Linked DNA regions of Mus musculus: all the other regions are linked to region 1. Evidence: chromatin loops called from intact Hi-C (ENCODE). Cell type or tissue: heart. All regions are shown on one strand. Region 1 holds the start of Kmt5c (lysine methyltransferase 5C). Region 2 holds the start of Hspbp1 (HSPA (heat shock 70kDa) binding protein, cytoplasmic cochaperone 1). Region 3 holds the start of Rpl28 (ribosomal protein L28).

Region 1 (2,500 bases):
AAAAAAATAGATTCAGAAAACCAAATCAAATAAAATGGAGGGCCAGGTTACCCAGTACCCTCACTGTGGTGTGTCTGACAATTCTGCGCTTTGGGAGAGAGCAAGAAGGCAGAGTGTGGCAAGACACACTCCGCCACTCTGGGAGAAAGATCTGGAAAAAAAACGGTCTGGGTTAAATGAAGAGGGTGCTTAGAAAAAAAGCCTGGAAGCTGGGAAAAGACAAAGTGAGGTGTAGGGAGTATGATGTGAAGGGAGAGAAAGGGGAGAGAAAGATGGAGGGAAGTCAGGATTGGCGGGGGTGGGGGGAAGAAGGCACCTGAGGTTGCAAGGGAGGAGCCCACGAAATCCAAAGGGTAGATATGCCTGGGGTCCAAGGGAAGGGCTTAGCGGTTCCAAGCAGGGTTTGAGGGAATCCTGGGGGATTTGAAGTGATGGAAACCTGAAAGATCCTACGGGTTCGAGGAGGGAATTGAGGGCGCTAAGTAGCTAACTAAAGCCTGGGAAGGTTGCAGAAGGGGGCTGGGGAAACAGAGAGTCAGAGGAAGGGCCTCAGAGACCAGGATAGTGAGACAGGAGTCAGGAAGTGCCCTGAGTGTGACAGGGTAGGTAGGTTACGATGCAGGAAAAGGTGGTGGGGATGGGCCCTGGTGGGGCAAGGAGCGACTCCTAAGGTGCAAGGAAAGTCCTGAGAGTGAGAGAGGAGTCTGCATGGGCTCCAAGGGTGCAGGGAAGGGTACGAGTGAGGAGCGCGTAGATCCGCGGGGCTGGAGACTTGGACCGCAAGGTTCGAGGAAGGGCCCGGGGACAGCCGGTTCAGGGGGTGACTGGGAGGCCGGGCGGCGCGGGGCGGGGGCCAAGAGGGGGCTCAGAGGTCGGGCCCCGCGCCGCCCCTCACCCGCTTCTCCTCCTCCTTCTCCTCAGGAACCCGCGTTGCAGCCGCCACCTCCACCCACCGCCTCCTCCGGCTCTCGTCCGACACAGCCGCCGCGCCTCCCCTCGGCCGGCGTAACAAACAGCTTAACCTTCCTTTGGCCCAACCCGCCGTCACTCTTCCGTTGCTATGAAACTCGCGCTGTTCTTATTGGCTGACTCTCATTGCTCTCTTTTTCCCGCCTCTTCTGGCCCCAGTCGGTGCCCTGACAAAACCCCTCCACGCCCACTCTGTCAATAAATCCAGCGAACTACAGCCAATGGCTCGGGTCGCTGTCATTCAGGCGTTGCCATAAAAATCTGTCCCGCCTCTTCTTCTGCACTGTCCCAAATCAGTGCTTTCATTGGCTTAAAGAGCCGTCGCTCCAACAGAAACTCTGTTTGGGTCAGGTTATTCAGGTCCAAGTGAAAAGAGGGAGGGCTCTGTCAGAGACAAACTTCGTATATTATTGGTTGGCCTTGGACAGGACCACGCTTCCATTCGTTAAGGCCTCCGCCCATCACCCTAAATCCGGAGCTCTATTCTCTTTCTTTCAGCTTGAAGTGGGGCAAAATCCCTGAGCGAACCAGGAAGGAAAGAGGTGAATGCACACACGCGCCATCGCGCTCCCGGCCCCAGGAGACCATTGGTTGCCATGGCAACAAAACTTCAGTGCCAACCCTGCTTAGCAAGAAGATCTTTTCTCTTTCCCAGTATTCCTTATCTTTGGAAAATTGTACCTACAAGAACTCTGTGAAGTTTTCTTGTCCTGCCTGTGAACAGTTCAGAAAGAGACGACGCTGAGAAGTTGGGACTTAGAAGACAAGCTCTGATTCATGGGGCACTCCCCTGGGGAAACCCCTTAATTAAGATTACCCACCTCTTCAATCCTGCAAGTATAATTAGCAGGATATCATAATTACGTCCAAACAAGTAAGCTTACTTTTGTTTTTGTCTTTCCTGAGTTATCTATTTGGTGGGTTAGGATAATGCCTACAGCACAGAATGTTTTGTTACTACAGACTGAAGGAACAACCGATTGAAGTGAGATGGGACATTGAAATGGCCCAGTGTGTAAAAGCACCTGCCCACAAGTCTCATAGCCAGGATCCGCATAATGGAAAGAAAGCACCGACTCCTGAAGGTTGTCCTTGACCTCCACATTCATGCCAAGGCGCGCGCGCGCGCGCGCGCACGCACACACACACACACACACACACACACACACACACAATTGATTAAATCATAGTAGCTTCTCTTTTGAGACATGAGCTTTGACTGTCCTAGAACTCACCATGTAGATCAGGCATGAATTTGCTCGTCATCCTTGCACAGGAGCCATGCAAATCTTCACTGTATCGCTGCAATTTTAGTATATGTGCTGCTGCAACATTTTGTTTTTAAGGAGGCTGAAGTTTTGCACCGTTCTGTGATCTTGGGGTTTTGCCAACTCACAGCTTCATGGTTGCGTCTACAAAGCAAATATCATACACTGATATACTTTCAAGTGTCTGAGGTCCATGCCTCACCACCCTTCTCTCTCCTAAATTCTAAGACAGCTCCCTACCCTAAGCAGCTCTCCGGGTTAGG
Region 2 (2,500 bases), 55 kb after region 1:
CCTGCCCAGGCTACATACTGAGAGCCTCCCCAAAACAAAACACCAAAATAAGGAACCATCTCCAAAACAAAAAACAAAAGAGGGGTGGGGTGGGACGGAGAGAGAGTTCAATGAGAGATATTTCAATGATTAGGAACTCTTGTTGCTTTATTGCTCTTGCTGAAGACTCAGGTTCAACTCCTAGCACCCAATTATGATGGCTCACAACCATCTGTAACTCCAGTTCCTGGCAATCCATCAAGCAAGCATACAGTGCACGCACATACATGCAGGCAAAATGTTCAGGGTCAGTGGTGGCACACGCCTTTAATCCCAGCACTCAGGTGGCAGAGGAAAGTGGATCTCTGTGAGTTTGAGGACAGCATGGTCTACAGAGTAACTTCCAGGACAGCCAAGGCTATACCGTAAAACACTGTCTCAAAAAACAAAACAAAAACTAACCAACCACAAACTATTTGTACACAAGTAAATAGGTAAGTCTACAAAAAAATTAAAAGAACAACAATAATTTAAGAGGCTGAAGAGATAGCTTGTCATTAAGAGTACTTACTGTTCTTGCAAAGAGCCTGAGCTTGGTTCCTAGCACCCATATATATATATATATTGGTTGTCTCATAACTGCCTGTAACTACAGCTTTAGTTTGTCCTTTGTCTCTGGCCCCATAGAAACCTGCATTTACAGGCATCTGCCTCCTCCCCTACTACATAATTAAAAACAATCTTTAAAAATAAAATCTAGCCGGGCAGTGGTGGCCCACACCTTTAATCCCAGCACTCGGGAGACAGAGGCAGGCAGATTTCTGAGTTCGAGGCCAGCCTGGTCTACAAAGTGAGTTTCAGGACAGCCAGGACTACACAGAGAAACCCTGTCTCGAAAAACCCAATAAATAAATAAATAAATAAATAAATAAATAAATAAGTAACTCTAAAAATATTTTTAAAATGATTGGAAGATCGAAGGTGGAAGACAGCTGATGTTGACATGGGACTTCCCACACACCATGCATAGTCACATGAAGACACACAACTCACACAGAGTATTCCACACTGAAACCGGTAATAAATGGGGAAACTGAGGCCTAGAAAAAAGTGAGCCCGAGTCTCAGGTTACAAAGGTGGGATATTAGGGGAGATATCCCGAGACTCTAGGAGCAAATGCAGTTAAAATCAGTTGAGTGAGGAACAAAACCGTCTGAGCAGCAGCAGCAGCAGCAGCAGCAGCAGCAGCAGCAGAGAAGGGGCGTGGCCTACGCAGGGGCGTGGCCGAACAGGACAAGCTGAAGTTCCAGGTACTAAGAGGCGGGACTTGACTGGGACAGGCCGAAAGGCCTAGAAAAGAGGCGGGGAATATGGGCATAGGCGGGGCCTATGCCTGGGAGGGGAGGAGTTCGCCATGAAAGTCCCTTGTTTGCTAAGATAAACAGAGGAGCTAGGGGGCGGGGCTTATAACAAAAGCGCGAAATGTAGGGGCGTGACAAAGAGAAAGTGGTGGGGGCCTAGTCGACAGAGGCGGAGCTAAGTGCCGCATCCGCTAAGAGGTGCTGCTTAGAACTGGGCAAACAGCTTGGGGTGAGGCACTTCCGTGTGAGAACTGCGTATTTCCGGTAAAGATGGCGGCGCCCAGTAGAGTCAGGTGCAGCCTAGTCTATCTTTAGGCGTGGTGGCAGCTCTAGACCCGGCAAGGTGAGATCAGCCCCATTGGGGCGCCCCTCTTCAAAGACACGGGAGGAGAATTGTTGCTAAGGAGACTGAGCGAAGGCTTGTTGCCATGGAGGCGGGGCAGTGGGGTTGCTAAGAGACGAGGACGCAAGCTGGGGAGCTTGGGGGGGCTCGTTGCCAGGGAGTAGGTGGGGCCTGTTGCTAGGGAGCAAGGAGGGACATCTGGATTTGGGCAAGGGTCCTGTTAGTATGAAGGAAGGAAAGGGGGCTATGGTTAAGGTGGTTGCAGGCAGAATGGTTTGGGATCATGAGAAGACTCCTAACACCTTCAAAACTCCACCTTCTCAGCAGACCTTCAAGAGTCGACCCATCCGGACACCATTGCTGCCTCAGCGGTGACCATCAATTTCCTTTAAACACATTCTTCCTTCACAGAAAGTCCATGGCAGACAAAGGCTCAGGGGGCAGTCGCCTCCCTCTTGCGTTGCCTCCGGCCTCTCAGGGTTGCTCGTCAGGGGGCAGTGGTTCCTCGGCGGGGGGCTCAGGCAACCCCCGGCCTCCACGGAACCTCCAAGGCCTGCTGCAGATGGCTATTACTGCGGGTTCTCAGGAGCCAGACCCCCCTCCAGAACCCATGAGCGAGGAGGTAAAGTATGAGGACCTAAGAAGGTTGGGTGAGGGTCCTGAGGATCTAAGTGTCTTGGGGAGAGTGGCTTAGTGAGCTACAAGCTGTTGTCTTCCTGGGTGGTGAGCTAGAGTCTAAATGTGGCATCATGATAGGGTGAAGGTCAGCTGTAAAGTGTCCGATCGCAGCCTTGTATTGGGAAGTCTCATGATGAGT
Region 3 (2,500 bases), 53 kb before region 1:
TAATCCAAGCACTCAGGAAGCAGAGGCAGGTGGATCTCTGAGTTCTAGACCAACCTGATGTAGAGTTCCAGGACATTGAGGTCTACATAGAGAAACTGTACTTAAGTTTCTCTCTACACTTCTTAATTTAAAGATCACCTTACACAGCCGGGAAGTCAGAGGAAGGGCAGTTCTGGACCCTGGAAAAAGGGAGCGCTATCGTGTGCAAAGGCTCACCGGATCTGCGTTTCATAACTACCACGACCCCTTTGCCATCGGCGGCCGGCTCCACTCCGACGGTCTTGCGGTGAATTAGCCCGTTGTAGCGGAAGGAGTTTCGGGCTTTCAGATTATTTGGCTCCTGGGGAATAGGTGTACACGATGTTAAGTTAAGGCCCGGAGGCTCCGATACGCAAAAGAGCCACAGTGCCCCTCACACGCGGGCCCGACTCACCGTGCTGTACGTCTGCTTATTCCTCTTGATCAAGAAACTGGAGCAGTTCCGGACGACCATCCACTGCAGATGCGCGGACATGGCGGCGGCTGGGGAGAAGCCGGGGGGGGGGGGGGTGTGAAAGATGTCAGAAAGAAGCAGGCCGTGGACAGGCGGCTGGGTAAGCGGCAGCACCGTTGGGAAAAAGCGAGCAAGAGCTTTACACGGCCGAGGAAAGGGTGAGCAAAGGAGGCAGGCCGAGCTAACACCGCGGAGACTTAGAAGGGGGAAGGGACGCTGAGGCCCCACTTCCGGTGGGGAATGAGGGCAGCGAATGGTGCTTGGGTACAAGGAGAGAAAGCCCAGGCAGGAGACCGAGGCCGTGGGAGCGAGATGGCGGCCACGCGGGACGGACAGAGGCCTCACACTCACCTCCTCTCCCTATGGCGGCCGGAGACGGAAAGAGAGACACGAGAGGCGGGACGACACCTTTAAAATGGCAACGCATTTCCGCTTCCTCCCGTGGCGCGCCTGAACTCGGCTACCCAGCTTCCTCTGGGCCTTGGGTTCCGCCTCCGAGTCTTTTTGACTCGGGAACCTTCGGAGCTCTTCGTCTGAAGGTCCCGGCGAGTTCTCGCGGTGCGTACCGTGATGAGGCGCCGGGGTGGGGTAGGAAGTTTTCGGAACTCGGTGACTCGGTTTTCGTGAGGATCCAAAAGCAGAGAGAGTTCCTAGAGCTATGTTCCCATCGCATCACCCTGATCTGTTCAGTCTGCACTTAGCGCATGGTGGGCACTAATACATATTTTGAAAAAAAAAAACGGTTTTGCGCCCTTGTCTAGTAGATTTCGAGGTGGGATCCTCCAGCCTCAGCCTGTGGATGCAAATATTGAGGATTCCAGATCTCACATTAAGTGGAGCTTAATTGATTTTAAGATTTATTTATTTTTCCCGGGCGTGGTGGCGCACGCCTTTGTTGGATACTCTGAAACTAAAGTTACAGATAGTGCCTACTGAGAATTGAACCACTGTTGTCTGGAAGAGCAGCCAGTGCTCTGAGCCGTCTCTCTCTCCAGTCCCAACTTATTTTTTTTTTTTTTTTTGTAATATGTATGAGGGCTTTCTTAATTTCTTAATTTCCTTTCTTTTTAAGCCTGGATATATATATGAATGCTATGTGCCTGCCTGGTGCCTGGATTCAATTAGACAGTTTTTGAGCCACCATGTGGGTGCTGGGAATAGAACCTGGGTCCTCTGGAAGAGCAGCCAAAACTCTTAACCACTAAGTCATCTCTGCAACTCCTTTTTGTTTTGTTTTTTTGTTTTGTTTTGTTTTGTTTTGTTTTTGTTTTTTTGAGACAGGGTTTCTCTGTGTAGCCCTGGCTCTCCCTGAACTCATTTTGTAGACCAGGCTGGCCTCCAACTCAGAAATCCTCCTGCCTCTGCCTCCCGAGCGCTGGGATTAAAGGCGTGCGCCATCACGCCTGGCTTCAGATTTATTAATTTTAATTATGATGTATGTGGGTGTTGTGTTAACATGTAAAATGCAAAGTCCAAAAGAAACCGTTGATCCTGAGAAACTAGAGTTTCAGGCAGCTGTGAGCTGCCTCATATGAGCTGGTAACCAAACCCAGGTGCTCTGCGAGAGCAGCAAGTGCTCTTAATCACTGAGTCCTCAAGACTTGTTGTTTAAATGGATGCATGAACTATTTTAAAGATTTGCTCTGGCGTGAAGTCTTCAGATGGCAGATGGTTCCATTACTCTTCTTGACCGTGTCCCACACAAACACCAGTGCCCAATGAACCATTTTCAGACCTCTCTAAAAATGTACTGCTGCAGTGTTAAATACCTATTCTTTCATGCCTGGTTCTGTCTATGCAGAAACATTCCATGTCTGTCCTCAGCAATACCTGGCCAATCCCGGCAGCTTTTCTTTATAAGTACACTGTAGCTGTCTTCAGACACGAGAAGAGGGCATGCGATCTCATTACAGATGGTTGTGAGCCACCATGTGGTTGCTGGGAACTGAACTCAGGACCTCTGAAAGAGCAATCAGTGCTCTTAACCGCTGAACCATCTCTCCAGCC

Evidence for each region. Peaks named below come from ENCODE experiments on the same cell type or tissue, not always from the same donor. Only the 100,000 strongest peaks of a DNase experiment are listed, where the experiment ranks them.
Region 2: a loop joins it to region 1, with 8 times the contacts of the local background. A loop is called at or near these places in 9 of 42 quality-filtered maps.
Region 3: it touches region 1 in a loop (4-fold over the local background); 22 of 42 quality-filtered maps call a loop at or near these places.

Annotation. Positions count from the first base shown.
Region 1 is chr7:4,738,635-4,741,134 of GRCm38, reverse strand. Kmt5c (lysine methyltransferase 5C) reads right to left here and starts at 1,008. Exons shown (of 9, transcript NM_146177.2): 1 at 896-1,008. Gm24537 (a small nuclear RNA gene) reads right to left here and starts at 2,303; the gene lies at 2,202-2,303. It overlaps Gm42369 (a long non-coding RNA gene), which reads left to right and starts at 1,055. Exons shown (of 2, transcript XR_881802.3): 1 at 1,055-1,843; 2 at 1,933-2,145. In heart, a CTCF peak has its summit at 997; a DNase peak (open chromatin) is centred at 1,164; H3K4me3 peaks cover 2,441 bases; H3K27ac peaks cover 1,959 bases.
Region 2 is chr7:4,684,077-4,686,576 of GRCm38, reverse strand. It overlaps Hspbp1 (HSPA (heat shock 70kDa) binding protein, cytoplasmic cochaperone 1), which reads left to right and starts at 1,596. Exons shown (of 8, transcript NM_001360629.1): 1 at 1,596-1,683; 2 at 2,011-2,305. The coding sequence starts at 2,102. In heart, a CTCF peak has its summit at 1,521; DNase peaks (open chromatin) are centred at 1,476 and 2,186; H3K4me3 peaks cover 1,549 bases; H3K27ac peaks cover 1,467 bases.
Region 3 is chr7:4,791,343-4,793,842 of GRCm38, reverse strand. It overlaps Rpl28 (ribosomal protein L28), which reads right to left and starts at 878. Exons shown (of 5, transcript NM_009081.2): 1 at 845-878; 2 at 434-522; 3 at 217-340. The coding sequence starts at 514. In heart, no CTCF peak of the experiment used is centred here; a DNase peak (open chromatin) is centred at 962; H3K4me3 peaks cover 1,712 bases; H3K27ac peaks cover 1,666 bases.